4 separate regions of the Homo sapiens genome follow, and regions 1, 2 and 4 are each linked to region 3. The links are chromatin contacts, found by Hi-C or POLR2A ChIA-PET in ENCODE. All regions are on one chromosome and are shown on one strand. The core of a region is the stretch at or near the end of the contact, and the rest is flanking DNA. Distances in the headings are between cores, read along the strand shown. Region 1 holds the start of PBRM1 (polybromo 1). Region 2 holds the start of UQCC5 (ubiquinol-cytochrome c reductase complex assembly factor 5). Region 3 holds the start of GNAI2 (G protein subunit alpha i2). Region 4 holds the start of WDR82 (WD repeat domain 82).

Region 1 (6,677 bases), core at 68-2,567, 2.4 Mb before region 3:
ATTTTGTCTGCTTACAAAAATATCTTTATACTTAAGCAGAATTCAAGTGAGAAACCAATCTGGCTGCAATTTAGTTATGCCTATAAAATGTCCTAGGAAAATGGAGCTTTAATTGGAATCTTACAAAGTAATGCATATGTAAGTATAAAACAGCAAGAAATTGTAACTAGAAGGCTCTCTATGCAGAGATTAACATGCTGAACAAATTTAGAGACTTATCACCAAATCACTGCACTTTCTCACAGCTGCACTCCTGATGCCTAAGAGCTTGTGCCCATGGTCAGTCTATCCAATGCCATTTCCCAAAACCAAATCACATTAACCCAGACTTTCCCGCAAAGGAACAGGGCAAAATCAGTTTAGCAATGTGTTTGGTACAGCTCTCTCAAGCACTACACTTACCTTTTTTTGGATTTTATACCGCTTATGGCAGGTCATGCGTTTACTTGCTTTCTTTAACTCTACAAAGAAACACATCACAAATCTGTTAACCCAAATGATTAGTTCTGGGTTAACGCACTATGGAGTTATATCCTTTTCTTGTGTTATTGGCTACCAAACCTAACGTTAAGTCTAATGCGAAATGCCTAATGCAAACATACGTGCTACTTTCAAATCCCAGAGAATTAAATTCAGTAGATCCAGAATGGAGTCAAAATTCCCTGCACTTACCCTCACAATATTAGAATGGGATCATACACAACAGCGTATGAGACACAAAACGACAACCACTTCGTGTCAAACAGCACGAATCATAAGGCAGGAGAGGAACACTGAGTCTGGGAGGCGATTCTCAGCTCTCACCTGGGCCAGTCTGCACGTGGCCACGGAAAGAAAATATTGGGCCTCAAACCTGGCTCAGACGCTGCTTCCTTACGAAAATCTAGCCTAGTCTTCCCCACCCTCTGCCCGGCTTCGTTCCGCAGAATGAGCCCGCGCGGTTAACATGATCGCCGTAGGGACTTCCAACTCTCGGTTCTACCAGGAAATAGGGCCAAGGCCTACGCGTAGGCTCCCACCCCCATACCAGCAGAGACAAAGCCGTAGCCGTAGAAGAGCGTCGTGGTGGCTGCAGCAACTTCCAGACGTGGGTCCCTCCACGCCCGCCTCCCGACCCCACTTACTAGGCCTTTTCATATTGGCTGTAGAAGGAAGCACAAACACATCAACCTGCCTCCGCTGGCGCCACGTGTGAACTGAAGCCACTGACGAGCGTCACGCACTTACGCTGCCGCCGTAAAGTGCGTCACCGCCTCTCTGCGTGCGCGGGCACGCAGTGTCGCGCGGAGCAGGGATCGCTTGGCGGCCGCGGGACTGGTTTTGCGGCGGCACCGGGAGGGGTAAGGGAGGTGAGGGCGGCGGGTGCCGAAGCGACGGCAGCGGCCGCGGCCGGAGGAGCAATAGCAGCAGCCGTGGCGGCCACGGGGCGGGGCGCGGCGGTCGGTGACCGCGGCCGGGGCTGCAGGCGGCGGAGCGGCTGGGTAAGGCCGGGCCCAGGGCGGGTGGGGCCGCTCCCCCTTGGTCAGCTGCCGGGCCTTTGTGTGGGCCCGGGCGGGCGGGAGCCGCGGCGGAAGCCCCGCCCCGGCCGTGGGGACGCGCGGGTCGGGCCGGGCGCGCGGGGTTGGGCGGGGCGCGGCGGCTGGCCTCCGGATGGGCCCAGTAGCCTTGTCGCACCTGCCGGCAGGGACAAAGGCGCACTACGGGTCGGAAACTCCCCGCGCTCCTCTTTCCCGCTCGTCGCGGGGCAGCTTCAAAGCTGTCAACGTTTCCCTCAGTCCCCAATACCAGTGACAGGTCGGGAAAGTCCTTCATTTCCTCCGTTGCTCAGGGCCTCTTTTTTTTGTTGTGGTTTCTTGACGGTTCGACACAAACTCTTAGTGATTTTCTTTCCGTATTTTTTCCGGGTATTTTAATCAATGGGACTTGTATTTATAGTAGAGGCCAGATATTTCAGCTTCTCAACACCACAAAGAATCCGGGATTTTGGGAACTGTGTATATTTCTTGGTTTGGGGAAGCACAGTTTTGTTATTATAATAAGTTTTAATTTAAAGGGGAAGAAAGAGTTGCAAAAATATAGAAAAAGCCCTGAAAAATAAGTACACGGTATAGTGGATATAGAAATTCTTACAATAATTATAGAAGCGTATGTTGGGGTGAATTGTTTTAATTAACTTACTTTCCAACACAGGATTCTTGACAAATAATTTTAGGTATTATTTTTTTCTCCATTTGGCTATGTGCTTTTCCCCAAAAAGTGCAAATTGGACTCATGCACATAAAAGAGTAGCATAATTTTTGCTTTATTACTTACAGGTCGCCCATATTTGATTTTGAGCTCCAAAATGGAAGATTGGAAAATATGTTTTGAAGAGGTGTTTCAAATTAAAACAATAAAGAGTTTATGTGTGGATGAATGGAAGGGCCTTGACCGCTTTCTTTGGCTTTGGGAATGTACAAAATACCTCAAATGTTAATATCCTACCAAAATTCCCAAGATAAGTAAATTGTGGTGTATCTATATGATAGATTACTATCAAGTCATCAAACATCATGAGGAAGAATGTTGACTTGGAAGAACCTTCACTAAAACACAGGCTGTAGAATAATATATGTGGTTTGTTAACATTTTGGTAAAAAATAATAGGTAACTAAGGCATAAATACCAAAAACCGAATGACAACGTTAAGAGTGGTTTTTTTCTTGGAAGTAGGTTTATAGGTGTTTTTTTTCCTTTGAGTCCTGTTTTCCAAGATTTTGTTTTAAACATGTATTGTATTGCTAAATATTACTAGAAATATAGGAGAGGGCTAAAGTTCATAAACGGTCGAAATACACTGTTTGTCTATAGTAAGTCGATATTCTCCCAGTTGCACATTATTAAGTATTCTTAACTGTCCACTATAAATTATTGATTGTTAGACTTTTGAACTTGTAACTGTAATCAAGGCCATTTTAAAACTTGGCATTGAACTCTGGAATCTGTCTTTCCTCTTCATGGAAAGACAAAATTGCTGAAGGGATGCTTACAGGCATTTTTTTTTTTTTTTTTTTTTTTTTTTTGAGACAAGGTCTGACTTTGTTGCCCAGGCTGGAGTTCAGTAAAGTGATCATGGCTCACTGAAGCCTTGTGCTCCTAGGCTCAAGCAGTCCTCTCACCTCAGCATCCCAAGTAGCTGGGATTACTGATGTGCAGCACCACACCCAGCTAATTTTAATTTTTGTAGAGAAAAGATCAATCTATGTTATCCAGTCTGGTCTTGAACTCTCTGCCTCAAGCGGTCATCCTGCCTCAGCCTCTCCAAGTGCTGGGACTACAGATATGAGCCCCTGTGCCTGGCTGAGGACTTTTAAACTATACAAATAAACTTTTTTTTTTGAAGGTCTCAAGTGCACTTTTTTTTTGTTTTTTTTGGAGACAGTCTTACTCTGTCCCCCAGCCTGGAGTGCAGTGGCGCAATCCCAGCTCACTGCAATCTCTGCCTCTCTGGTTCAAGCAATTCTCGTGCCTCACCCTCTCGAGTGCCTGGGATTACAGGTGCATGCCACCACCTTGCCTAGATAATTTTTTGTATTTTTGATAGAGACGGGGTTTCACCGTGTTGGCCAGGCTGGTCTTGAACTCCTGACCTCAGGTGATCTGCCCACCTCAGCCTCCTAAATTGCTGGGATTACAGGCATGAGCCACTGTGCCTGGCCCTAAGTGCACTTTTAATACATTTATTAAAAGATAAACTGAGCACATAACCTATACCAAATACTATCCTGTAAGACAGGTCTACAAAAATGAATATGCTGTTCCTGTGCCTGGGGAACATGCAGAAGTGATTTCACTTTATGTTGTTTTTTTTTTTTTCTTGAGACGGTCTCGCTCTGTCACCCAGACTGGAGTGCAGTGGTATGATCTCGGCTTGCTGCAACCTCTGCCTCCTGGGTTCAAGCAATTCTCATGCTTCAGCCTCCCAAGTAACTGGGTTTACAGGCATGCACTGCCTCAGCCAGCTAATTTTTTTTTTTATTATTTTTTTGAGACAGAGTCTTGCTCTGACGTCCAGGGTGGAGTGCAGTGGTGCCATCTCGGCTCACTGCAACCTCCGCCTCCCGGGTTCAAGCGATTCTCCTGCCTCAGTCTCCCAAGTAGCTGGGATTACAGGTGCGTGCCACCAAGCCCAGCCAATTTTTTTTGTATTTTTAGTGGAGACGGGGTTTCACCGTGTTAGCCAGGATGGTCTTGATCTCCTGACCTCAGGTGATCCATCCGCCTTAGCCTCCCAAAGCGCTGGGATTACAGACATGAGCCACCGCACCCAGCTAAATTTTTGTATTTTTCTTTAGTAGAGACAGGGTTTCACCACGTTGGCCAGTCTGGTCTCGAACTCCAAGTGATGCACTGGCCTCGGCCTTCCAAAGTGCTGGGATTACAGGCATGACCCACCACTCCCGGCATTACGTTCTTATTTTAGAGATGAAACAGATCTGAGAGGTTACATCAACTAATCAGACAACATCAAGCTGATAATCAGAGGTGGAAGACTTAGGACTCCTATTCTGGTCTTAGGAGCAAAGGTCCTGTTGTTTCTCCCACCTTATAACATTGCCCTTCTTGTCAGACTTTCAAAATACATTTTAAAATGTGTCCCATGGATAAGAAAATACTTGAAAATTATCCTTAAGTTGAAACTTTTTCTTATCTTACCAAAGTAAATTAATGATTCAAGGATATTGGGATATTGTGTCATCCGAACGACATACACATGCTGATAATGTATTTTTTTGTCATTTGATTTTCAGTGGATTATTTATAAAAGTAATTTTGAACTCCTGCCAAAATGGTTGGCCCTTTTTTTTTTTTTTTTAACCTTGTCAAATTTTTATATGGTGTCTCCAATGCAGATAGGACTTTTGGAAATAAATGTTCTTTCTCTGAATTTTTTTTTTGTGGGGGAGGGTGTTTTCCAGACCTTTTGCTCACATGAGCCATTCTTGGTTTGTTCCAGCTTGCCAACACTTGGTGTCACATGTGAGCCTCCCACATGTATTCACTCTCCATTCCAGCTCTGTGATTGAACTCTGCTCTTATTGACTAGGGGGCAGTTGGGCAGGCATGCCTCATTCCTGGAATTGACAGTCATTCCTAATGTGAGTAAAGGGGAACCTCAATGAGACATCTTTAAACATATGAAAGCATTTGGTTTTAAAATGGAAGAACTGTCAGGTACTGTTAGTGCCTGAGCCTTTGCAGCAGTTTGTTTGATAGGTACAAGAGAACTGATATGCCTGTTTTCTCCAGTTCTCTTTATCTTTCTTTAGCAGTTCTATTTGAATGTTTTCTATCTATTCGTACTCATTTTTACTCCTTCTGACCCTTCTTTTCTATTTCCCCCTTCTCTGCCTTGTTCTTCTTTTTCAGTTTTGAATATACTAACACTGAATCAGCACTTCTAAAGCCCTTCCTTCTCCCACTGGCTTCACTTGGCTTTCAGACATAATGAGGAGACTGGCTTTTCGAGGCGCTGGTTGTGCTCTGGTAAAGCTGGTAAATTACTGATTATCTACACCCTTTCCCTTTTCTGTCCTTCCTTGACTTTTTCCTTCCACCTTTCTTAAATTTTTGTTATCCTTTCCACAAAGATTCCCTCCTTATGTTCATCAAATTCACTTGTGTCTTTGTCATAGATTGTTTAAAAGGGATTGGTCCTTAATTTATCTTAATGAATTGAGTCCTGTTGATCAGCTTTTTATAAAATGAACAAAAATCAGCAAAACTTGGCTAAGTTTTGGCTAAGCCTTTTGACGATTTTAACTACTTTTAGCCAACTTCAAACTAATAATACTGTATAACAAACCGAAGCCTAGAGTAAGGAACATCATCGTGGTAGATTTTGTTTTAAACACCATGTGGACTTTAGTTTGGAAAAAGAGATCTGAGACTTCTCTTTTTCCTTAATTGCTCACCAGGATTTTCAAATGTGATTCTTTTGCTCCTTCTTTCTGTTTCCTGGAGATCCCCAACCTTTCTTTCCATACTGCTGGCAACCAGTGTTCTCCTGTTCTAATCATTCAGCTGCTGGTGTCGTAGTGTCCTGAAATTCAGTGTTTCCATGTGCCTTACAATTATGAGGTACTCTAGTTCTATGAGGTTCCTCATAATTGTAAGGCACATGGAAAAGCAGATGAGGTGCTGACTCAAGAAGTGAATACCTTGGGGCCTCTGAACCCCAGGCCTGCCTGACTACCTCAGGGGCTGAAGGATCAATACCTTCAGTGTTGATGAGTGAAACTGGGATCTTTTTTTTTCTTTTAGCTTTAGAAAAAGGCCTTTGACGGGCGGATCACGAGGTCAAGAGATTGGGACCATCCTAGCCAACATGGTGAAACCCCGTCTCTACTAAAAATACAAAAATTAGCTGGGTGTGATGGCACACGCCTTAGTCCCAGATACTCTGGAGGCTGAGGCAGGAGAATCGCTTGAAACTGGGAGGTGGAGGGAGGTTGCAGTGAGCAGAGATCGTGCCACTGTACTCCAGCCTGGTGACAGAGCGAGACTCCACCTAAAAAAGAAAGAAAGAAAGAAAGAAAAAGGCCTTTCAAATCACAATATACTATTTGATAGTATTGTTAGATTGTATTGCAATATAAGCATTGCAGGACTTTCTTGGGTATATACTATCTGTAGCA
Region 2 (7,129 bases), core at 4,186-6,685, 2.3 Mb before region 3:
TTAAATAAATTAACATTCTAATGGAAAGAAGAAAAAGAAATGGAGAGGAAAGCTCTAGAGAAGGCCAACACAAAATTCAGTCTAATGGTTCTCTGTGGGGTGGAAGCAGGGGGATGGGCCAGGGAATGAACCCACAGCAGACACAAAAGTTAGCCAATGGTTTTATTAGTGTTTACTATTATTCTTTGTAAAAGGTATGACGTATTTTCTATATGTATCAAATACTAAACTCCTAAAACAAGGTGGGTTAGGGCAAACATGGAGTATGGCCATATAATTGAGAATCATACTATAGTTTTTATACAGCAGTCAAGTCACTAAAAATGGTTTATCAGGTTAGGTTTACCAGGAATCCTAGATGACACAACTGGGCATGAGAATACGATGAACCACCGTCCTCTCCCTGATGGCAGAGGTCATTACTGGCCTTTCACATTCAAGCCATCTCCCAGCTGTGACTCTGGGCTTGCTGCACTGTAGTGTAGGTAGTGCTTTAAGGAGATGGGAGTAGTTAGTTAATGGTTCTTTACTGAATTGGTTCTAAGATAAGTGGACTAAAATTAGAAGAAAAATCTAGAAAAAATTAGGAGACATGTTTGTGGCAGAGATCATTAACTTGAGGATACCCTATGGCCTTAAGCATCAGCTTTATTCTCATGCAATAGTTAGAAACTATTCTGAAACTTAGTCTTTAGTATGTAGATTTTTTTTTGCTTGAAACGATGTTAGATGTGGCTATGCAAGCATGGAAAGGTATCTGCTTTTTCTACCAGGCTGATCCAAACTTACACTGGGTCAGATTGCCAAATCACTCAATAGACTGAGCCTCTGATTTAGCTCAAGTCTGGGATGCTTTATACTGTGTAGGTTCACTTTCTCATGGAAGGAGCAACTGTTTCTAGCAGCTGAATCGAACAGCAACATCTTCATCCTAGAGTAGTGTGAAACCTGTTGCCCACAGTCCTCATGAAGATCCAGCCCTTGCAGTTTAGGGGAGCCAAGCAAGGGAGGAGCATATTTCTGTTCACAAGAACACTAGCATGAGAAATGCGTAGTCAATCAAGAATTTCCACCACCCTAGCAAAAAGTTTATAGTCTAGTAGCTGGCAGAAATACAACCTGCATAATTATCCTGGTTTAAATGATCTGGCAATAGAGAATGTGTCCATAATTTAATTTGAATTCTGCAAAAAAGTAAATAAGGTTATAATTAGTTGCCTAAAAACAAAGATTGCCGAAAACAATTCGGGCTTCACTGAAAAGCATCCTGATTGATCCTTGAATTGTTTAAGAAATATTTCATGGACTAGATTCATCGAGTGAGTGTTTTAGGAGGAAATAATTTTCCCACAAGTGCTGTCCAGCAGTGACTTGGGAAGTACTCAAGCAGAGACAGAACTATAAAAATTCTTTGCAAAAACAGTTATTGGAATATTGTGCAGCTGATAAAGGACAAGCTGTGTCAGAACAAGAGATCTGAAAAGTATATTTTAAAAGGCACTGAAACCAATAGTAAAAATTCATATTGACTTTATTGACTGCTGAAGTTCAGTCTCATTCATCTTCCAGCCTTCTCTGATACTGTCTTTCTGAGGCTTTTCTACGGTAGACATCATCTGTATCAAACAAAAAGTTGCTCAGATGTTTAAGAAACATATTTAAAATTAAAACAATCTGAATAATTTAACCAATAGTCTAGGTCTGTCACCTACTTCTGAATCTTGGCATTAATATTTAACTCAATGCCAAAATAAACTTAAAACAAAACTTGAGTTAGATGAGGACTATGATAATGGAGTTCTAGACTTAAATAGGGTAAAAGTCAGTGTCTTGAAAGATAGAATCATGTCTTAGCACATCTCTTAGTGTTTTAAGATGTCCCTCACTTCCTTCTCCCCCATAATTTCTATTCTGTGCTCTGAAGTCATCCTTCTTAACTAAAACCTGGCTCCTCAAAGGCACTTCTTGCCTCTTGGCTCTCTGATGCTCCCTCTCCCATATCCAGAAACCTTCAGGTGGGGAGAGGAGATCAGTTTCCTTGTTCCAGCTGCTGCTTTGCCAGACCTTTGACTCGCCACCTTCATGTAAAGAATCTTCTTTCCAGGCCGGGCACAGTGGCTCACGCCTGTAATCCCAGCACTTTGGGAGGCCGAGGCAGGCGGATCACAAGGTCAGGAGTTTGAGACCAGCCTGGCCAGTATGGTGAAACCCCGTCACTACTAAAAATACAAAAATTAACCGGGTGTGGTGGCAGGCACCTGTAGTCCCAGCTACTCAGGAGGCTTAGGCAGGAGAGTCGCTTGAACCCAGGAGGCAGAGGCTGCAGTGAGCCAAGATCGTGCCACCACACTCCAGCCTGGGTGACAGACCAAGACTCTGTCTCAAAAAAAAAAAAAAAAAATCTTCTTCCTTCATGGCTCATGCCATTTGTCTGCCACCATCTTTCTTTGGCACCTGCTCTCCATCATGCCCCTTCAGTCACCAAAAGTGCTGGCCTCTGGCTCAGGTTCCTTGACCCTGTCCTGTGCCTTCTCCCCAGATACCACCATTACCCATGGGGATGAAGCTCCAGTACCCTTCACCTTCAACATCTTCCAGTCACTTGCAGGGCTCCTCTGAAGGATTTCTGTTCATACCACAACCCCCGTTACCTTTCCAGCCCTCCTGTCCTTGGACCTCACGTTTCTTCCCCAGGTCCTTGGCCCCGTCTTACCCGCTCAGCCGCTTCTTGTTCTCTCTCCTGGCAAATCAGCTAAAATTCCTTCATACTCTTGTCAATATCTTAACTTCCTGACACACCCTCAAAACCCCAACCACAGATTAATCCAACTTCCTCCCTTCCCCATGCTTCACCCTGCTTGCTGTGTCCTGAGGGGCCAACTGATGCCTCTAACTGGGTCCACTGAGGTGTCTGACAATCCTGTTTCCTCAGCCATCATCCTGACTCTTTTTCACCCACCCCCAAATGGCCATTTCCTCTCTTCCTTCACAGAGGAAAGTCATCATAAGGAACTCTTCCAGCTAACTTCCAAGGGCTTACTCCTGTCACCCAGCTCTGGTCCCACCCTCTCAAGGGTCCAGTATCTCCAGCCTCTCTCCACCCTCTCCTTCTAGATCATTATTTGCATATCCTGCAGTCTCTCCTAGAGGAAGGGGGGTTACCTCCCCTTCACAGAGCCAGATGTATTTAACCTCCTGTCTTCTGTGATAACAAATCCTCCTGGTTTCCCTCCTTGCCTTTCTGGCCATTCTCAGTTACCCTTAAAATGTTGGGATTTGGGCCAGGCGCAGTGGCTCACGCCTGTAATCCCAGCACTTTGGGAGGCCAAGGTGGGCAGATCACCTGAGGTCAGGAGTTCTAGACCAGCCTGACCAACATGGAGACACCCCATGTCTACTAAAAATACAAAATTAGCCGGGCGTGGTGGTGCATGCCTGTAATCCCAGCTACTCCAGAGGCTGAGGCAGGAGAATCACTTGAACTTGGGAGGCAGAGGTTGCGGTGAGCCAAGATCGCACCACTGCACTCCAGCCTGGGCAACAAGAGCGAAACTCAGTCTCAAAAAATAAATAAATTAAATTAAAATGTTGGGATTTGACTTCCATCATAATTTGCTTCTGAATGGTTCACAAATCCCAATTTCTGGCCCAGATTTGCCTCCTGAGCTTCAGCTCTGTATAACCATATCTACCTCGTCACGTCCCAGATGGTGCCCAGGATGGCCCTGCCTGTGTTCGGCACCTTCAGGAAATGCACTACCCCCTGCCCCAGGTGTCCCACCAGAAGCCTCCACTCCTCATCTCCTGAGTCCACTTAATCACCATGCCCTGTCAGTACTACCTCTGGGCTGTCTTTTACTTCCATCCCTTCTTGGTATCCTTTCTGCCCCAACCTAGACCAGGCCACTGTCTCAACTCTGGACAGCCATACAGCGTAACTGTTCCTACCAATCTGTCCACAAGGAGCCATTCTCCACATGTTAAAGCCTCTCCCTAAAATGACTCAATCCTTGGGATCCATTCTTGGTTCTCCAGTCCCTTTGCCACCCTGCCCAGGCACCCTTCTAGCCATCCCCACTTTGTTGATCTGCTTCAATCCCTCAAACACACAGCATACTCTCACACAAGTGCTCCTACCACTGCCATGGAGATGCTTTCAATTCCACACACCTTCCCCTCATCTGACTGACACCTACTCAGTCTTCAGGTCCTACTTTACTTGGTAGCTGCTTCCGGAAGCCTTCCCTGCACCATCTAGTCCAGTTGAGGCGCCCACCCGAGAGTCCTATGTTCCTCCCACTTCCTTCTCACAGCACTGATCACTTTGTATGCTAATTGTCTTTATCATCTTCTTTCCCATTAGAGCTCTTCTGGGGTAAGGGACACCTCTGCCTTGTTCATTATAGCCCCTCAAGAATGCTCATTAAGTATCAATGAATGGATGAACAGAAGGACTAAGGATCTTTAGGAATCACTAATGTAACAATTCTTTAAAATGTGGGTTGGCAAGTCACAAGTGATAGCGTTTCAGGAGAGGGGCAAAGCAGAAAGGGCCGAGGGGTTGGGGAAGTCCTCCTGAAAGGAACTGGCCTGTCCAGAGTTAATGCTCAGTAATGCAGTGCCAGGCGTTACCACTATCTTTACAGTGCTGATCATCTGGACCCAGACCAAAGACCTGGTGCCAATGACTGTCCTGTAAAGGTAGTGGTAATTAGCAAAGCCAGGCAGATCAGCTCCCTCCAGAGTTTGGACAGAAGAATCCAAAGAGAAATGGCTAGTTAGCAGGAGTTTCCCTGACCCCTCATATCCACCCCCTTCTACGATTGTTGTGAGCAAGTCTGTTCCTTAAGCCCAAACGATGTCACCGGCAGGGGTGAAGGGCAGGCATGAGAGGGCTGGAAGAAGCACGTGATCTCGCCTGTAAGTGCAGGGAAGGTCACAAGGCTGGACGCCAATGTGCCCGGCCTACAGGAGAGCCAGGCCGCCCTGACTGCCAAGCGAATGGAACTGCACTCGCCCAGCGCTCTGAGTGGAATGCGCGGTCTGCAATCTGAGAATACTCCCCAGAAAAACGGATCCCTACCGCCTCGTGCCTTCCTGAAAGGAAACAGAGACTGCTACCCCCTCACTTACAGAAGGTCTCCTGGCCCACGCGCACTTTAATCATGATCCACTCCATCGTTCCTCCCAGGACAAAAAAGAAGGGCAGGAACCGGTAGATGCCAAATCGCTGCTTCCCGGGCACCCGCTGCAGAATCCGTCTCACCTGGGCCCTGGTGAACATGCTCGACCGAGGTCGTGGAGAGGGATATGACGGAACTAAGCACTGGATCGCCCGGACGCAGCCGAGACCGCCCCGCCCGTTCTCGCCGTGTACCGCGACCTGGGAGACTAGCGAGCGCCGTCCTCCGCCACTGTCTGGTAGGCGCACGAGTGCCGGAACTGGGCGCCGACCTTCTAAAGCGAGGCGGATCCGCCAATCAGACTGCAGCGGGGGCGTGCAGCTCCGCCAATCAGAGCACGGCAGGGCGCGCGTGCTCCCTGAAGCCGAGCAGGGCCTCGAAGGAGCTGGCGCAGGCGCCTCAGCTCTGGAGGTGGGACGGCCCAAAAGGGAAGGACAGCCCACGTGGCGCCGGCCCGGCCCCGCCCCCTGCCTCCCCAGTGCAGGTCTGAGCTCGCAGTTGGCAGCCGCGCCCCCTACTCTGCCACCGCCATTTTTATTCCTAATACCCAGATAGAAGTGATGACCCTCTCTGATGGACTATGTACAGCACCACATTCCAAAATGCAATTATGCAATGCCTTGCGTTTATTTCGGAGACGTGATTGGTGCCTAGACTTCTAAAGTAACAGAATTTGATATGGAGTGTTGAAAGCTGAACTTTATCAATTATCACAGCAAAAATCTAAGTAAGCGCCCCGTGAGAACCCTAAAATTAATAAAAGCTATCTTGTATGGGGCACTTACAGTTCCACAGGCACTTGTAGGCGCTTTATTCACAATAATCGCAGAAGAGCAGTATAAAGAGCATGCACTCTGTTACCAAACCACATCCCTGCTCTACAGGTGCTCCCTTAGCCCATCTGTGCCTCAATTCCCTAAGCCGTAAAACGGAGGCCTTGTTCTGACGCTGTGATAATTTAGTGCGGTAATAGGAATGATGCACTGAACACAACCCTGGAGCATAGTAACTGATTAATATTAGTTAGAATATTCATTATGATGATAATGATTGGCAGAGCCCTCGCTCTTCACATGTATTCCCAAACATGGTTTTTGTTTGTTTCTTGAGACAGGACCTCGCTCTGTCATCCAGGCTGAAGTGCAGTGGCGCAATCTCGGCTCACTGCAACCCCCTCCTCCCCGGCTCAAGCCATCCTCCCACCACTACAGGCGTGCACCACCACGCCCGGCTAATTTTTTAATTTTTTGTAGAGATGGGGGTCCCACTATATTGGCCAGGCTAGTCTCAAACTCCTGGGCTCAAGAGATCCTCCTGCCTTGGCCTCCCAAAGTGCTGTGATTACAGGCGTGAGCCACCGCGCCGAGTCTGAACGTGTATTGTTTATATGTAGTCTCTTAACTGACAGTTTAAGAGACTATGCCAGGTAGAAGCAGGGCTCTGACTTAAGAGACTTCACTTGTAATTGCGTCTTCTCATGCTGCTGTGCTTGCTGAAGATAACTGAAAGGGGCTGTCACCCCATTACCTAGGACTAAAGTAAAAACTGCAGGAACAGCTTTGAGAAAGGAGACAACTATTAGACAATCTAAGGAAGGTAAATGAAAGCTTAGAACCAATGAGACGATTTGGTGATATGGACACAAAATATACAAAAGCAGACTGGAGAGAGCAAGCAGGGCCCCAGAAAGGGTCATAGGGCCCGCAGTGAGCAGCCTGAGCTGCCGCCTGTACAACCGGCTTTGGAGGGCCAGCCCGGAAGCCTCTTTCTCCTCCGGGTAGACTCCGCCCAAGCATGCACACACACAGGCTTGATGCTCGCTCCCGTTTCTACAGGAGGTTTTGACGGCTGGATGCTGCAGGGCATCCCCTCGCCTGGAGGAGGTTCACTTGTGGCCAGGTTCCCAGCACACCCACTTGCTCACTGGGGCCCTGGGGACACCGCCA
Region 3 (7,178 bases), core at 1,365-3,864:
GCCCAGAACTCTGAACTTACCACAGCTGGGCTCCCATCACCACCTTGCACCTGGATGGGAAAGGCATGGCTCAAGCCAGGATCCCTCCCCAGGCAGCCATGGCAGACTGGGTCATCAATATCAAGCAGAGCTTGGTCAGAGCCCTTTGCAGCACACTGCAGGGTCTTTACTCCCAACCTACATCCCCAACAAGAACCACCAGGAGGCTCTTGTTCTCCCTCCCCATCCTGACCTGGGGCACTCCTTTGGCCAAAACCCAGGAAGCCCATTTCACAGAGTAAGCAAAGGCCAGAAGGCCAGGACCCCAGGGTGAACTTCCCAGGCTAGAAAGTGCTAAGCCAGACCCTGCACCCCTGGCTGCTGCCAGCCCAGTGTGGGAGGAGTTACCAGGTCTCACTTGCCTTAGCCCAAAAGGTGAGCTGGGCTCCAAGGAGCAGGCCTGGTGGGATGGGGGACCCTTCTGGTGTCGGGACACAAAACTAGCCAGAAGCCCTGCGTTCCCCCAGCTCTATGGTCCAGTCTTGCATTTCCTCGGCCACCACAGTAACTGCAATCGCCTGGGGAGAGGCTGTCTAGAGACTCCTGGCTGGGCACTGGGAGGCAGCGGTACCGGAAGTGCCCTCCCCAGGCCCGTCGGGCAGCAGCAGCAGCAGCGACGGGCATTCCGCCGCGTCGACACCCACTCACTGCCGCTGCCGCACTCACAGCAGAGACAGGAAGAGGCAAGCGCCCAACGCAAAGCAGCCCAGGAGGCTGGGCCGCCGCCCCTTCCCGCCCCTTCTCTTCCTCCCTGAGGCAGCAGCGAAGCGGATGCCATTTTGAAACCTCCAAGGCTGTGCCCCGGAGGCCGGGTCCGCAGGGACAGTCAACAGATGGCCCATAATGGACATACATGCTGTTCCTCGGCCACAGGTCCAGCACGAAAAGCCCTGCTTTTCACAGCCTGGGAGCCCTATGACAGTTCTGAAGTCGAGGGGCCACACCCCCCCATGCACTTCTCAGCCTACAACGGTGCTGCGCTGTTGCAAGGGCCTCCCTCCCCCCAACTCTAAAACCCCCAAATCAAAATTAGACTGCCACTGGGCACCACACCTACTTCCAGTGGGAAGCTGGATGGGGACAGCCAGTAGGCCCACCGTCTTTGCAAAAGGCCAGCTGGGATGCTCAGAGGCACCCTGGCCCACCCCCAGCTGGCCCCTCAACTCCTCATTCAGCTAGTCCACCATCCCCCTTCACAGGGTCCCAAGATCCAACAAGCCCCCCAACTCTCAGAGGCTACATCCCAGGCCTTGCAGCCCAGAAGGGGTGTGGGCAGCCCAGCACCTACTAGCAGATCTCCTGGGCTCACCCGCAGGGGCAGCAATATGTCGGCTGTCTCACCACTTCCACTTCCCCCCACTCCTCTAGCAGCCACCATCTTTTCTGGCCTTGGAGGCGGCCACAACCCTAACTCCTCCACTCTCTCTCCTACTTCCCAGACTGGCCTTCGAAACTGGAAAACATAGAGCCTCCTTGGGAAGCCTGAGGCCTGGCCCCCTCCCCCAGCGTGACCAGTGGAGCCTCAATCCAGCCCCGTGGGGGTTCTGCATAAGGCAGCCTAGGCCCTCTCCAACCCAGGGCTCCCGCCTCCTAGCCCAGCCCACTTGGTGCAGGAAGGGTGGAGGGATCTGGGGAAGGCCAGAGTGTAAGAGGACTTAGGGGAGGATCAGCAGAGGGTTTCGGGAGTGATGCCTGCAGAGAAGGATCTGGAGGGCAGGAAGCAGGGAGCAGGGCTCGCTGAAGGGGTTCCAGCTGGAGATGGGGCTCAAGAGCAGTTTCCCACTCGAGAGGTTCCTTGGGTCAGAGTGCACAGGTGGAGGATACAGATTCCAGACTAGGGATGGGGCACAGAAGGAGAAGGAGGGAGTGGGTGGGGGGCCTGGCAGGGGCCCCGCGGGATGCTCATGCCCAATAGGAATAAAAGGCGCAGGTGAGGAAAACAAGCGGAGCCTGAGGGTTGGGGAACAAGTGGCGGGCATCCTGGGGGTTTGGGCAAAGTGTAGGGAAGGATGGCGGGGCTCTGAAGTTCTGTGAAGCTAGTTAGCAAGGGGGGATGGCCAAGCAGGGCACTGGACCGCGGGTGTTGGGGCACTGTTGACTGGATTTGGAGGTCTGGGGTCTGGGATGAGACAGGGGTCTGGTCTAGAGTCTGGGCAGGATCAAAGGTCTAGTCCAATCTAGAGTTTTCAACCCTGGTCCTGGCCCAGGTGTGGGGTCCCAGACAGCCCGGGTCTGGGAGTTTGAAGCCCTAGTCTGGGAGGTCAAAGTCCTTGTCTGGGGATTCGAGCTGGGAATCAAGGATCCCAGTGCGGGACGCGGCCTCACCCAACAGCAGCAACTTCACCTCCCGCGCCGCCTTCTCTCCGTCCTCCCGCAGGTTCTTGTCGATCATCTTAGAGCGCTCGGCCGCCGCCTTGTCCTCGGCGCTCACGGTGCAGCCCATCCCGCCGTCCGCCGGCCCGGCCGCCGCCCGGCCCCCACACGGCCCACGGCCCGGCTCGGCCCCGCCCGACCCACTCCGCTCCCACCACCAGCCCTCTGCGGGAAGCACTCGGGTCGGCAGTTCCGAGCGACTGCGGGAGGCGCCTTCCCTACCGCCGCGCACCGACGGCGGGGCGGGCCGGGGGTGGGGCCTGGGCGAACCAAGCCTGTGACTGGGCCGGGGCGGGCTTGCAGGCGGGGCCAGAGGAGATTAGAGGCTGTTGATTGGCTCGAGGGCGGAGCGAAGGGGGAAGTTAGGCGCAGCCCAGGCTCGGGCCTGGGCTGCAGGCGGGGCCACGCGGAGAAAAGGCAATAGGGGTGGTTCCAAACCCCGGGACCCGGCACTGGGCGGGCTGCAGGCGGGACCGGGCTGTGATTGGGTGCGGAGCGCCGGGAGCTCTGTTGCTGGACAGCCGGGAGGGCGGATCTGTTAACCCGAGGGTGGGGATCCGGTGCCCTCGAGGGCAGAGCAGGAACCAGCCCTCTGAGCTTCTGCGAGTTGGGCGAGTTAGGTGGAGGAGGCGTGTCTTTGTCATTTGTTAAAGTTAATGAGTCCAGTAAACTTGTTTTGGGATCTACGAACTCGGGAGCCTTTCTGGACTGCGGTTTTCTCAGTCTTAAGGCGGGTTTACCGCCTTCTCCCTCTGGGTTGCAGCTAGTCGAAAAAGGAAAAAAAAAGGCCGGGCGCAGTGGCTCACGCCAGTAATCCCAGCACTTTAGGAGGCCGAGGCGGGCAGATCACTTGAGGTCAGGAGTTCTAGACCAGCCTGGCCAACATGGTGAAACCCCATCTCTACTAAAAATACAAAAATTACCCGGGCGTGGTCGTGGGCGCCTGTAATCCCACCTGCTCAGGAGGCTGAGGCGGGAGAACTGCTTCAACCCGGGTGGCGGAGGTTGCAGTGAGCCGAGATCGCGCCATTCATTGCACTCCAGCTTGGGCGACAGAGCAAGACTCCGTCTCAAAAAAAAAAAAAAAAATTGGTTTCCATCTTTACACCTTTGCCTAGGCTGTCTCCTTTAGCTGGGTGGCTTCTCATATCCATCCTTCCCCAATCTACCGGGAGGCATTCTTCGGCAGGCAGCCATCCTGGACTCCAATCTGGGACCAGGCAATCAGGACCCAAGGGAGAAAGGGAGAGAGGATGAGAGGGTGGAGAGGGAGGAAGAGAGGAGGGCGGGCAGGCAGGGTGAGGGGGTTGGGAGGGAAGAAAGAGGAAGAAGTTGCCACTGGACTTCTAGAAACAAAAGTGGCCATGATCTTATGACCTGTCTCTTCCATGGCCTGTCCACGTCTGGAGGTGGCCATGATCCCACATCCCACCCTCCTGTGGCCTGTCCCCACTGGGCAATGGCTGCAACCCTATGGCCAGGCAAAGGTGGGGTGGAAGCAGCAGTGTTTCTAGCTGAACATTTCAAGTCTTTCTGATCCTGTGCTCCAGGAGCAGCCCAGAGCCCCACCCTCGATTGGACATTTGAAGGGTCTGCCAAAAATTAACCACGAAGGCATTTTGTGTGACCCCAGTGCCATGAGGCTAGGAGGCCCCAGCCCAAAGGGAAGGCCCCTGAAGCAAGACAGGGTGCTTGCCACCAACAGCCCGGTGTTTAGCATAAACCCCTTCCTTAGAACCTTGGTACACATTTTGGCTGGGCATGGTTGCTCATGCCTATAATCCCAGCAACTCTGGGAGGCTGAAGCAGGCAGATCTCTTGAGGTCAGGAGTTCGAGACCAGCCTGACCAACATGGAGAAACCCTGTCTCTACTAAAATACAAAAAATTAGCGGGGTGTGGTGGTGGGCACATGTAATCCCAGCTACTTGGGAGACTGAGGCAGGAGAATCACTTGAACCCAGGAGGCGGAGGTTGCAGTGAGCTGAGATCATGCCATTGCACTCTAGCCTGGGCAAGAGTGAAACTCCATTTCAAAAAAAAAAAAAAAGACCGGGCACGGTGGCTCACGCCTGTAATCCCAGTACTGGGAGGCCGAGGCGGCAGATCACGAGGTCAGGAGATGGAGACCATCCTGGCTAACACGGTGTATTTTGTACTAAAAATACAAAAAATTAGCCGGCGTGGTGGCGGGCGCCTGTAGTACCAGCTACTCAGGAGGCTGAGGCAGGAGAATGGTGTGAACCCAGGAGGCGGAGCTTGCAGTGAGCTGAGATTCTGTCTCTGCACTCCACCCTGGGTGACAGAGCAAGACTCCGTCTCAAAAAAAAAAAAAAAAAAAAAATCAGCTGGGCGTGGTGGCACGTGCCTGTAATCCTGGTTACTCAGGAGGCTGAAACAGGAGAATCACTTGAACCTGGGAACTGGAGATTGCAGTGAGCTGAGATCACACCACTGCACTCTACCCTGGGCAACAGAGCAGGACTCCGTCTCAAAAAAAAAAAAAAAAAAAAAGAACCTTGTTACACATTTTGTTCCAGCTCCCAATCCCCAGGCTGGCTGTTCTCCCTGGAGTGTCTGCATATCCCTATCTGAATGTCTCTCTTGTTGAGGGGTCATTGGCCTGGAAGTCCTCCAATGACTCCCTCAGGCCCCCCTCCTGTCCTGAGACATAGGATATGATGTCCCATGTCCACCACTGCTCTGAAGCTCAAGCAGGCCCTGCCATGGGCATGCAACATGTTGAGGACACATAATGTCCACCAGGGCCACAGATATGCTGTAGACACCCACACATAGGTCAGTCTCCAACATGCCTCAGATCCACAGAACACACTCTACAAAAATGGGTACACATGGCCAAGAATACAATCTGTCCACGCACAGACTACAAACTGGCTTCCAAGGTGGGACCCTCCCCTTCCCTCTACCTGTCACCCTGCCCCAGGCTTGAGAGCTGATCCTCGCTCCTCTGGCCTCTCTAGCCTGCTCCTAGCAACAGCCAACAGCTCTCACAGTTGCCAGGCAACAGGGAGAACCTGTCAGCCCCTTGGAGGCCCAGCTCTCAGTAGGTGGGCGCAACACAGACCCCAATCTATGGAGGCAGGGCAAGATGGGGCTACTGGAAGGCATGGCCTTCCCCAGCCCCAGGCCAGGTCCTGTGGTTATGGCACCCTTCCCGCCAGTCAGCTGCTCCTTTCCAGTCCTATGCTCTTCCCAGGGAGTCCAGCAACCCTTGCTTCCACCCTGCTAGCTGCTCCTTCTCCATCTCCATGGGGTCCCCAGGGCTATGGCCAGGCCTCTGCTTGCCACTCCACTCATACACCTCCCACTCTGGGGGCTCAGAACCCCACAAGGTCCTCTCCAGCCTGACTTCTTTGATTGCCAGCCCCATGTCCACCACTGCTCTGAAGCCTCCCCGAGACACCCAGGCACCTCAAATCCACACTGTCCAGAACTGGGTACATCCCATCCCACTGGCCCCTGTTCCCAGGCTCTCCACCACTTCATGATCCCCCCACCAGCCACAGCAATGACCCCCTCCCCTACCCCTATATGCCATCAGCCTCTTCCCTACCTCAATTTCCCCTCCAATCTGTATTTGTTCTCTGTCCCCACTATCTCCCAGCCTAGGATTCTAACGTCTTCCTTGGCTCTCCTGTTTCCCTACAATTTATCCTCCACATGGCAGCCAAGGGCATCCTACTGAAAGAAATCACATCACCCCCTTGCTCGGAAACTTTCTGTGGTTCCCCAATGCCCTGAGAATAGATGAAGCCCCCACACACACTGGTTTGGACTCTGCAGCAGTTGGAGGCTGTAGGCTGGCAGTTGGAAGCAAAGACTCTGAGGAGCAGTTTGCAAACTTGCCAGCTACTTGTTACTTTGGACAAGTACCAGAAACTCCCTGTACCTCGGTTTTCTTATCAGTAAAATGGGCCTAACGGTTATACATACCCAAAGCACAGGCAGAGGTCAGGACTCCAGGAGGAAACATGTAAAACATGCAGAATGTGCATGGCACATAGAAAGCCCTCAATAAGGGTGAGGTGTTATAGTAGTGATTTCTTTTTTTTTGAGACTGAGTCTGACTCTATCACCCAAGCTGGAGCGCAGTGGCATGATCTTGGCTCACTGCAACCTCCGCCTCCTGGGTTCAAGTGATTCTTGTGCCTCAGCTCCCCAAGTAGCTGGGATTACAGGCGCCTGCCACCACACCCGGCTAATTTTTGTATTTTTAGTAGAGATGGGGTTTTGCCATGTTGGCCAGGCTGGTCTCAAACTCCTGACCTCAGATGATCTGCCTGCCTCGGCCTCCCAAAGTGCTGGATTGCAGGTGTGAGCCACCGTGCACGGCCCTTTTTTTTTTTTTAATAGAGATGAAGTCTCACCATGTTGTCCAGGCTGGTCTCAAACTCCTGGGCTCAGGCAATCCTCCCGTCTTGGCCTCCCAAAGTGCTGGGATTACAGGCATGAACCACTGTGCCTGGCCCAATAGTAGCGATTTCTGTAAGGCTTTATGATTGTCCCCACTCAAGGGTCCACCTCATGTCCCTCCACTTGCAACACACTGGCACTCCAACCATCTGGCTTGCCTTGCTCTCTCCATCCCTCGATCTTCCCTCCCATCCCCCTACCCTGTTAAATTAATCCCTCCTCCCCACCTTTCATTCCCTGGCTGTGAGCTGGGCTTCTCTGAGTCCCATTGTCCTCGGGCTTCCCCTTCCCCAGCCAGATCCCACTATTCTGGTCGTGGGTCTCTCCCAC
Region 4 (7,328 bases), core at 1,862-4,361, 2.0 Mb before region 3:
ACAGCCATATAATAGAATAGTTTGTAGCCATTCAAAATGATTGTATCGATATTTATTGACCTGGAATATGTTCATAGTATGGGTAAACTTACAAACAATATATTATGAACCCAATAAAAATATATTTCAGGGATTGGCTGGGTGTGGTGGCTCATGCCTGTAATCCCAGCACTTTGGGATGGTGAGGCAGGCAGATCACCTGAGGTCAGCAGTTCAAGACCAGCCAGGCCAACATGATAAAACCTCGTCTGTACTAAAAATACAAAATTAGCTGGGCGTGGTGGCGGGCATCTATAGGAGGCTGAGGCAGGAGAATCACTTGAACCCAGGACATGGAGGTTACAGTGAGCTGAGAGCACGCCACTGCACTCCAGTCTGGGTGACAGAGCAGGAAAAAAAAAAAAAAAAAAAAAAAAAAAATATATATATATATATATATGTATATGAAAAAATCGGAAAGGTTCTACATCAAAATGGTAAATTTCGTGTTATATATATTTCACTATAATAAAAGATTGTAACAGTGGCTATCTCTGGATGCTGTTTTTATTATTTGTATTTTTTAGTTTTTTTGCAATGAATATGTGACAAGTAAAAGAATGACTACAAATAAAAGGAAACATAAAAAATTAAGTCTGATGCTCTTTTAAAGCCCATCTGATTCACTCTTGACTGCAGCTTTCTCTCCATCCACCCATCCACTGGAGCCGGCTTTCTGTGTCACTTTTTAAAGTCCATTTTTTTTTTTTTTTTGAGACGGAGTCTTGCTCTAATGCCCAGTGCAGTGGTGTGATCTCGGCTCACTACAACCTCTGCCTCCCGGATTCAAGCGATTCTCCTGCCTCAGCCTCCCAAGTAGCTGGGATTACAGGTGCCCGCCACTGTGCCCAGCTAATTTTTGTATTTTTAATAGAGACAGGGTTTCACCATTTTGGCCAGGCTGGTTTTGAACTCCCGACCTTGTGATCTACCCACCTCGGCCTCCCAAAGTGCCACCGCACCTGGCCTAAAGTCCATCCTTTAAGGCAACCATACTGTTGGGCTGGAAGCCAGGAGAGCCCCACTATAATAGGGCAGGGAGCCAGGCTAGGAATTGGAAACAGTAAGAATGCGAAACAGGATGAGGATTTGAAGACCCTCTTAAAAATGGGGGAAAAAAAAAAAGACTGCATTCCAAAAATAATGCAGAAAGTCAAGTCTTGGGAGGAAGGTTTGGTCTTAACGGTGAAATCTGGAAAAGGTATAGGAAGTACAATACTTGAAAAATACCCTGCAAAGATTTATTTTGGCTGGCAACATTCAGTAGATTACAGCTGTTTCTGTGGTTATTTTTGTAGATTAACATGGACCAAAATATGGCATCATCTTACTGGGTGTGTTCACTTCCCGACAGTTCTAGAACATGGTACTCGATCTGTCCTTGTTGCCTTCTAAACTATTCGAAGCAGACGCTGTATCAGACTTTCTAGCTTCTGAAATAAAGGCACAGGAATTACAGGGAAGCAGAGCAAGTGATCTGGGACGTGGAGGGTTTTTCTTCCATTGTGTGCAGTTTGGAAAGTTGCCATCTATTCAGGTTTCACTCAAACCGGCTTTTTCCAGACCCCAGAACAAATTGTAGCCAGAAGCTCTGCTCTTTGTCAGGAGGCAATTATACCCCAGACTTAGCCAGGAACTTGCCTCTTCCCTTAGAGAACAACTTCTCTTTATGTATAAGGATCCTGGCTCTCCTTTTACCCAGGGGGTTGGGATACAGCCTCTAGTTCTTTCTAGAAAGACCCCAACTGTCCCAGGGTTTCCATTTTGTTTTTTACCATTGCACAGGTCTCTGGATAATAACCTTCCTAATAGCGACTGAAATGTCTCACAGCCTTTCCTCGTTTTTGTTTCTCTTTAGCTAAAGAAAGCAAAAATAAATAATCCCCATCTTCATTGTTGGAAACCCCAGGCAATTAACCTTTTGAGGAGCTTCACACAAGATACAGATCTGTGAAGCCACATAGGTTGGCATTGAGTTTAACCCCTTGCCCAGAAAGTTAAGGTTAGGAAGCTTGGTTCCTATTTTCTGTTCAAATACTGCTTTCCTTTGTTAGAGATAAACTTTCTTTTAAGGCAAATAATCACTTATATGATAGAACCTTTAAAATAATCCTGTTGACTACAAACAGGATAGTGCAACTCTTCCAAATCTTGAATGTGGTGGTGACTGCATGACTGTGTATGGGTGTCAGAACATAAAACTAGCCACTAAAAAGGCTAATTTTTGGGGGGAAACCGTCTGCTCTGTCGCCCAGCCTGGAATGCAGTGGCACGATTTCGGCGCACTGCAGCCTCCGCCTTTCTCAATTCTCGTGCCTCAGCCGCGCCATCATGCCCGGCTAATTTTTTGTATTTTAGTAGAGGTGGGGTTTTGTCATGTTGGCCAGGCTGGTCTCAACTCCTGAGCTCAAGCGATCATCCCGCCTCGGCCTCCCAAAGTGGTGGGTTTAAAGGCGTGAGCCACCGCGCCCGGCCTAAAAAGGCTGATTTTTACTGTACCTAAAGTCTACCTCGATTAAGAAAACGAGGCCGGGTGCGGGTGAGGTCAGGAGTTCGAGACCAGCCTGGCCAACATGGTGAACCCCCGTCTCTACCAAAAATACAAAATTAGCTGGGCGTGGTGGCGCGCGCCTGAGCGAGAGACTCCATCTCCAAAAAAAAAAAAAAAAGTAAAGAGGTCGAAGCTGTCTAAGCGGACGCTGCGGTGGACTAGCGGTCAAGCTTGCCTGCGAGCGGCTCACCTGAGTCACCCCCAAAACCGGCCTCCAGCAGCATACCCGACCCTGCAGTACCCCCTCCCACGCAGCCTGCGATCGGGACGCCTGCAGGAGGCGCCAGAGTCTTCGCGGGGGTTGCAATCCCGCGCAAGGGCCCCCGGCTCCCAAGGCATCCGCAACCTTCCGATCCCCCGGGAAGGCCCTGCACGTCTCGGCCGCTCCCTGCCAGCAGCCCGCCCCGCCACTACACTCCGCCGCGGCCGCGCTGACGTCACCACCCCGCCTCCCCGCCTTGCTCCGCCGTTCCCGCCCCGCCCCCTTTCCCGGCGTGCGCCGCGGCTGAGGCTCCTCGCCCTCAGCTTCTGCCTGTCGCCCCAAAATGGCGGACACAATGAGCCGGCGACGCGCCGGTTGTCCGTGAGGTGGCTGTGAGGACGAACGGTCGGCGAGGCTCCACAGTCCAGGCAGAAGACCCTCGACCAAGCAGGAAGAAGAGGAGGAGGCGGCCCAACTGTTGGCCGACTTCCCGCTAGCCGCCGGCGCGGCGCCCGCCCCGCCTGGGTTGGCCCCTCGGCAGCCCGCCCGCTCGCCGCCGGGCCCCGCCCCGGCCCTGCGCCGCCGCTGCCTTCCCCAGCCGCCGCCATGAAGCTGACCGACAGCGTGTTGCGGAGCTTCCGCGTCGCTAAGGTGTTCCGCGAAAACTCGGACAAGATTAACTGCTTCGATTTCAGCCCCAACGGCGAGACGGTCATCTCGAGTAGCGACGACGACTCCATCGTGCTCTATGACTGCCAGGAGGGCAAGTGAGTGCGGCGGAGGCCCTGGGCCCGAGTCTCAGTGCCTCCCTCCGGTGGCCCAGCACAGGTCCCTCGGCCTGCCCTCCGTCCCGACTTCAGCCCCCAGCCTATTTTGCACGCGTTCCTGCCAGGGCCGCCTCCACCCCGCAGCCGTCCAGGAGACCTTTTATTTTTTTCTTCTTAAAAAAAAAAGATAACGATAGTCATAATTTTATAATATTATTTGTATGTCTTCGGTCTCCTTTGAGCGCTATGCATCACTTGCCAAACCCCACCTTGACCTTGACCTTTAAACGCCCGGTCCGCCCACCCTGGGCCCACCAGGTAGCGTTTTCAGCTCCTCAGGCTGTCAAAGGTGCTGGTCTGCTCCGGCCTCGACGCAGGACTGCAGGGGCTGCTTTTCTGCCTCCTTCGGCAGCGTCAGCTCTCTCTTGTGCTCTCTCCACTGTGACCTCGATTCCGCCCTGGCACTCCGCCCATCCCCTGCCCCTCAGCTTCCCGCGGCCTTTCTGCCGTCAGACCGCGTGGGTTGCACTTCTTAGCTGTCAGGATTTATTTGTTGTGCCCCTTTGAGCCCCCTTGCTTTTTCTTCCTGCTCCTAGCCTTTCTCTTACTCATTCAGACTTGGTGCCCACGTTCATAAGTGAACTTTTCAGCAACATCTAAAACTTCCTTTTTGCCACACACAAACGAACTTGGTCGTCCCATCCTGACCTGAATGTGAGCTTCCGTTAAAACAAAGCAAGCATCGTAGAACAATTTCAGGTTTCCTTTCATACTTTTTTTTTTCTATTACACTTTTTGGTCCACTTTGAATTCCAATTCTGATCATGAAACTTTTATGTTGCCACAAGTCATCTGGAGACCCACCATACCTGCATCTTTTCGCAAAATCTAAGCACAGCACTTTGCCTTTTTCCCTGGGGGTCCTTGTCAGCCCTCCTCACCGCACGCCTGTGGACTTGCAGCTCCTTGGAGCCAAAAACTAGTTTAGATTAAATTCGTTTTACCCTTAGCCACCTTCCCCAAGAAGGCTTGCTGATGTTTGGTTTAATTCGGTGGACCCTGGTTTTTTCAGACTTGATTTTGTCACCTAGTAACAGATATTATTATTATTATTATTATTATTATTATTATTATTTGAGATCTTGGGTTTTTCTCCACCTTCTCCAGCTGTTCCTTTTTCCTTTTTTTTTTTTTAGACTGGTGTCCTTCTTTTGGAACATATCTCTTCATTTGTGAATTTGATTATCTGAAGTAATGCTAGTTTGGACTGAGCTATAATGGTATCCCCCCAGTTTTTTTCCCCACTGGGGCTGTGAGAAAGTATTATGTAACCGGCTCTGGATCTGCCTGCAGTTTGTGGCAGAGTGGTCTGCAGTGGTGGTCTTAAGGAAGAGGGAATTGTTAGCTGGACAAATAGTTATTTGAGTCAGTGTTACTCATTGAGTAGATGGATTTCTGTCCTGGTCTGGTCACTTGAATCAGTTTAGAAGACGAAGTAACATTTAAAGGTGTGGTAGTAGGGTCAGCATTGTGGGGTCCTGGAGGAGTAATTTGAAGCTGGCTTGCATGAAATGTATAGTGCTTATGCACAGATTAGAACCTCTTCCCAGAACCTGAGGGTGGAGATGTATATCCTCATTTAAAGGAAATGAAGGTTGTTATAGCATTTCTTTGCAGTTTGTCCCCAAATTTGGCGTAATTTTGATTTGGGAAGGATGACCTTGACATGAAGTCCTGTCTTTCTTTTTTTTGTTTTTTTTTTTCGGGTGGGGGACGGAGTCTCTCTCCGTCGCCCAGGCTGGAGTGTAGTGGCGCGATCTTGGCTCACTGCAACCTCTGCCTCCCGGGTTCAAGCGATTCTCCTGCCTCACCCTCACAAATAGCTGGGATTACAGGCGCCTGCCACCATACCCTAACTTTTGTATTTTTAGTAGAGATGGGGTTTCACCATGTTGACCAGACTGGTCTTGAACTCCTGACCTCAAGTGATCCACCCGCCTTGGCCTTCCAAAGTGCTAGGATTATAGGCATGAGCTGCTGTGCCTGGCCAAATCCTGTCTTGTTAAAAGTAAAATGCTAGTTTTGTGACATAAGGCAGTTTATTTACTCGTAGCATTTTTACATAATTAGAAACTAACAAAGTTACAGTGTTTCAAAGAACTCCCATATGATTCAATAACTGGTTACATTTTCTGCATTTGCTTCATGACTGTAGGTAAATATTTATATGTACTGTGTGCCTCCCCCCACCTTTAGAGTTGGAGGTATCAAGCCCCTTTATCCCTAAACACTTCAACATGGATTTTCTTTCTTTTTTGAGATGGAGTCTCGCTCAGTCGCCCAGGCTGGAGTGCAGTGGCGTGATCTTGGCTCACTGCAACCTCCGGCTCCTGGGTTCAAGCGATTCTCCTGCCTCAGCCTCCTGAGTAGCTGGGATTACAGGTGCATGCCACCATGCCTGGCTAATTTTTGTATCTTTAGTAGAGGCAGGGTTTCACCATGTTGGTCAGGCTGGTCTTGAACTCCTGATCTCGTGATCTACCCGCCTCAGCCTCCCAAAGTGCTGGGATTCCAGGCATGAGCCACTGCGCCCGGCTCAACGTGGATTTTCTAAGCACAAAGACATTCTTATGTAACCAGAGCACAGTTATCCAAATTAGGAAATTTAGTACTGATACAATACTACAGGGCATGCTCTTGAGTTTTCTCTGATCAATTAATTGTAACCTTGTTTCATTATCTGTGGTGAAGGAGTGGCCTGGTAGTTAGGAGGGAACTGGGTACTAGTTTGGCCTGTGACTAGGTATGTGACATTGGTCAGATTACTTCTTTGGGTATTAGACAACCTCTTTAGTTTCCATTCTAGGCAATAATATGATGAAAAATTTTGTCACTAGTATAGGTCAAACCGACCTCAGAAGAAAAGAAGTATTTCCTTGGGAAGGCATGGTATTGTATCTTTTATTTATTTATTTTTTTGATAGGGACTTTCGCTCTTGTTGCCCAGGCTGGAGTGCAGTGGCTCCATCTCGGCTCACTGCAACCTCCGCCTCCCGAGTTCAAGCGATTCTCCTGCCTCAGCCTCCTGAGTAGCTGGGATTACAGGCATGCGCCACCACACCTGGCTAATTTTGTATTTTTAGTAGATGCGGGATTTCTCCATGTTGGTCAGGCTGGTCTCGAATTCCCGACCTCAGGTGATCCGCCGCCTCGGCCTCCCAAAGTGCTGGGATTGCAGGCATGAGCCACTGCGCCCGGCCTTTCTTTTTGTTTGTTTGTTTGTTTTGTTTTGTTTTGTTTTTGAGACTGCCTCACTCTTTCCTAGGCTGGAGTGCAGTGGCGTAATCTTGGCTCACTGCTGCAACCTCGCTGCTGGATTCAAGCGATTCTCGTGCCTCAGCCTCCCGAGTAGCTGGGATTACAGGCACCCATCAGTGTGCCTGCTAATTTTTGTATTTTTAGTAGAAATGGGGTTTCACAATGTTGGCCATGTTGGTCTCAACATCTTACCTCAAGTGATCTGCCCACCTCGGTCTCCTCGGCCTCCCAGAGTGCTGGGATTACATATGTGAGCCTCCGCACCCGGCCCTGTTTTTTTGTTTTGTTTTGTTTTGTTTTTTTGTTTGTTTGTTGTTAAGACAAAGGTCTTCCCCTGTTGCTCAGGCTGGAGTGCAATAGCATGCTTATAGTTCACTAAAGCCTTCATCTTCTGGGCTCAAGTGATCTTCCCACCTCAATCTCCAAAGTAGTTGGGCCTACAAGCACTCGC

Evidence for each region. A loop is a pair of places that touch in the nucleus more often than their neighbours do. ChIA-PET counts read pairs that join two places held with the same protein, here RNA polymerase II (POLR2A). Pooled maps may share reads with other maps.
Region 1: a pooled map shows a loop between it and region 3 (16-fold over the local background). The contact joins the promoter of PBRM1 here to the promoter of GNAI2 in region 3. A Hi-C loop is called at or near these places in 2 of 37 single-sample maps with no recorded cell type and 8 of 50 pooled maps.
Region 2: a loop to region 3 is called in a pooled map, with 13 times the contacts of the local background. The contact joins the promoter of UQCC5 here to the promoter of GNAI2 in region 3. A Hi-C loop is called at or near these places in 6 of 50 pooled maps. POLR2A ChIA-PET finds 5 or more read pairs at or near these places in 2 of 52 experiments (A549 and activated T-cell).
Region 4: a map of CD8-positive, alpha-beta T cell shows a loop between it and region 3 (8-fold over the local background). The contact joins the promoter of WDR82 here to the promoter of GNAI2 in region 3. A Hi-C loop is called at or near these places in 2 of 168 maps with a recorded cell type or tissue (both CD8-positive, alpha-beta T cell), 1 of 37 single-sample maps with no recorded cell type and 5 of 50 pooled maps.

The regions. Positions count from the first base shown.
Region 1 is chr3:52,680,553-52,687,229 of GRCh38, reverse strand. PBRM1 (polybromo 1) reads left to right here and starts at 1,317. Exons shown (of 32, transcript NM_001405607.1): 1 at 1,317-1,481. It overlaps GNL3 (G protein nucleolar 3), which reads right to left and starts at 1,198. Exons shown (of 15, transcript NM_014366.5): 1 at 1,125-1,198; 2 at 403-461. The coding sequence starts at 1,137. RefSeq lists enhancers at 971-1,040, 1,035-1,723 and silencers at 1,361-1,510, 1,581-1,730.
Region 2 is chr3:52,534,911-52,542,039 of GRCh38, reverse strand. UQCC5 (ubiquinol-cytochrome c reductase complex assembly factor 5) reads right to left here and starts at 5,435. Exons shown (of 2, transcript NM_001124767.2): 1 at 5,134-5,435; 2 at 150-1,616. The coding sequence starts at 5,284. The coding sequence ends at 1,555. It also overlaps a transcript of NT5DC2 not described here. RefSeq lists an enhancer at 4,583-5,116 and a silencer at 5,450-5,749.
Region 3 is chr3:50,231,640-50,238,817 of GRCh38, reverse strand. It overlaps GNAI2 (G protein subunit alpha i2), which reads right to left and starts at 2,614. Exons shown (of 9, transcript NM_002070.4): 1 at 2,365-2,614. The coding sequence starts at 2,482. RefSeq lists enhancers at 1-293, 802-881, 2,736-3,346, 3,347-3,957 and a silencer at 2,407-2,866.
Region 4 is chr3:52,274,432-52,281,759 of GRCh38, reverse strand. WDR82 (WD repeat domain 82) reads left to right here and starts at 3,111. Exons shown (of 9, transcript NM_025222.4): 1 at 3,111-3,559. The coding sequence starts at 3,399. RefSeq lists enhancers at 2,488-3,119, 3,589-3,688, 4,099-4,178, 4,199-4,248, 3,752-4,384 and silencers at 2,849-3,138, 3,319-3,398.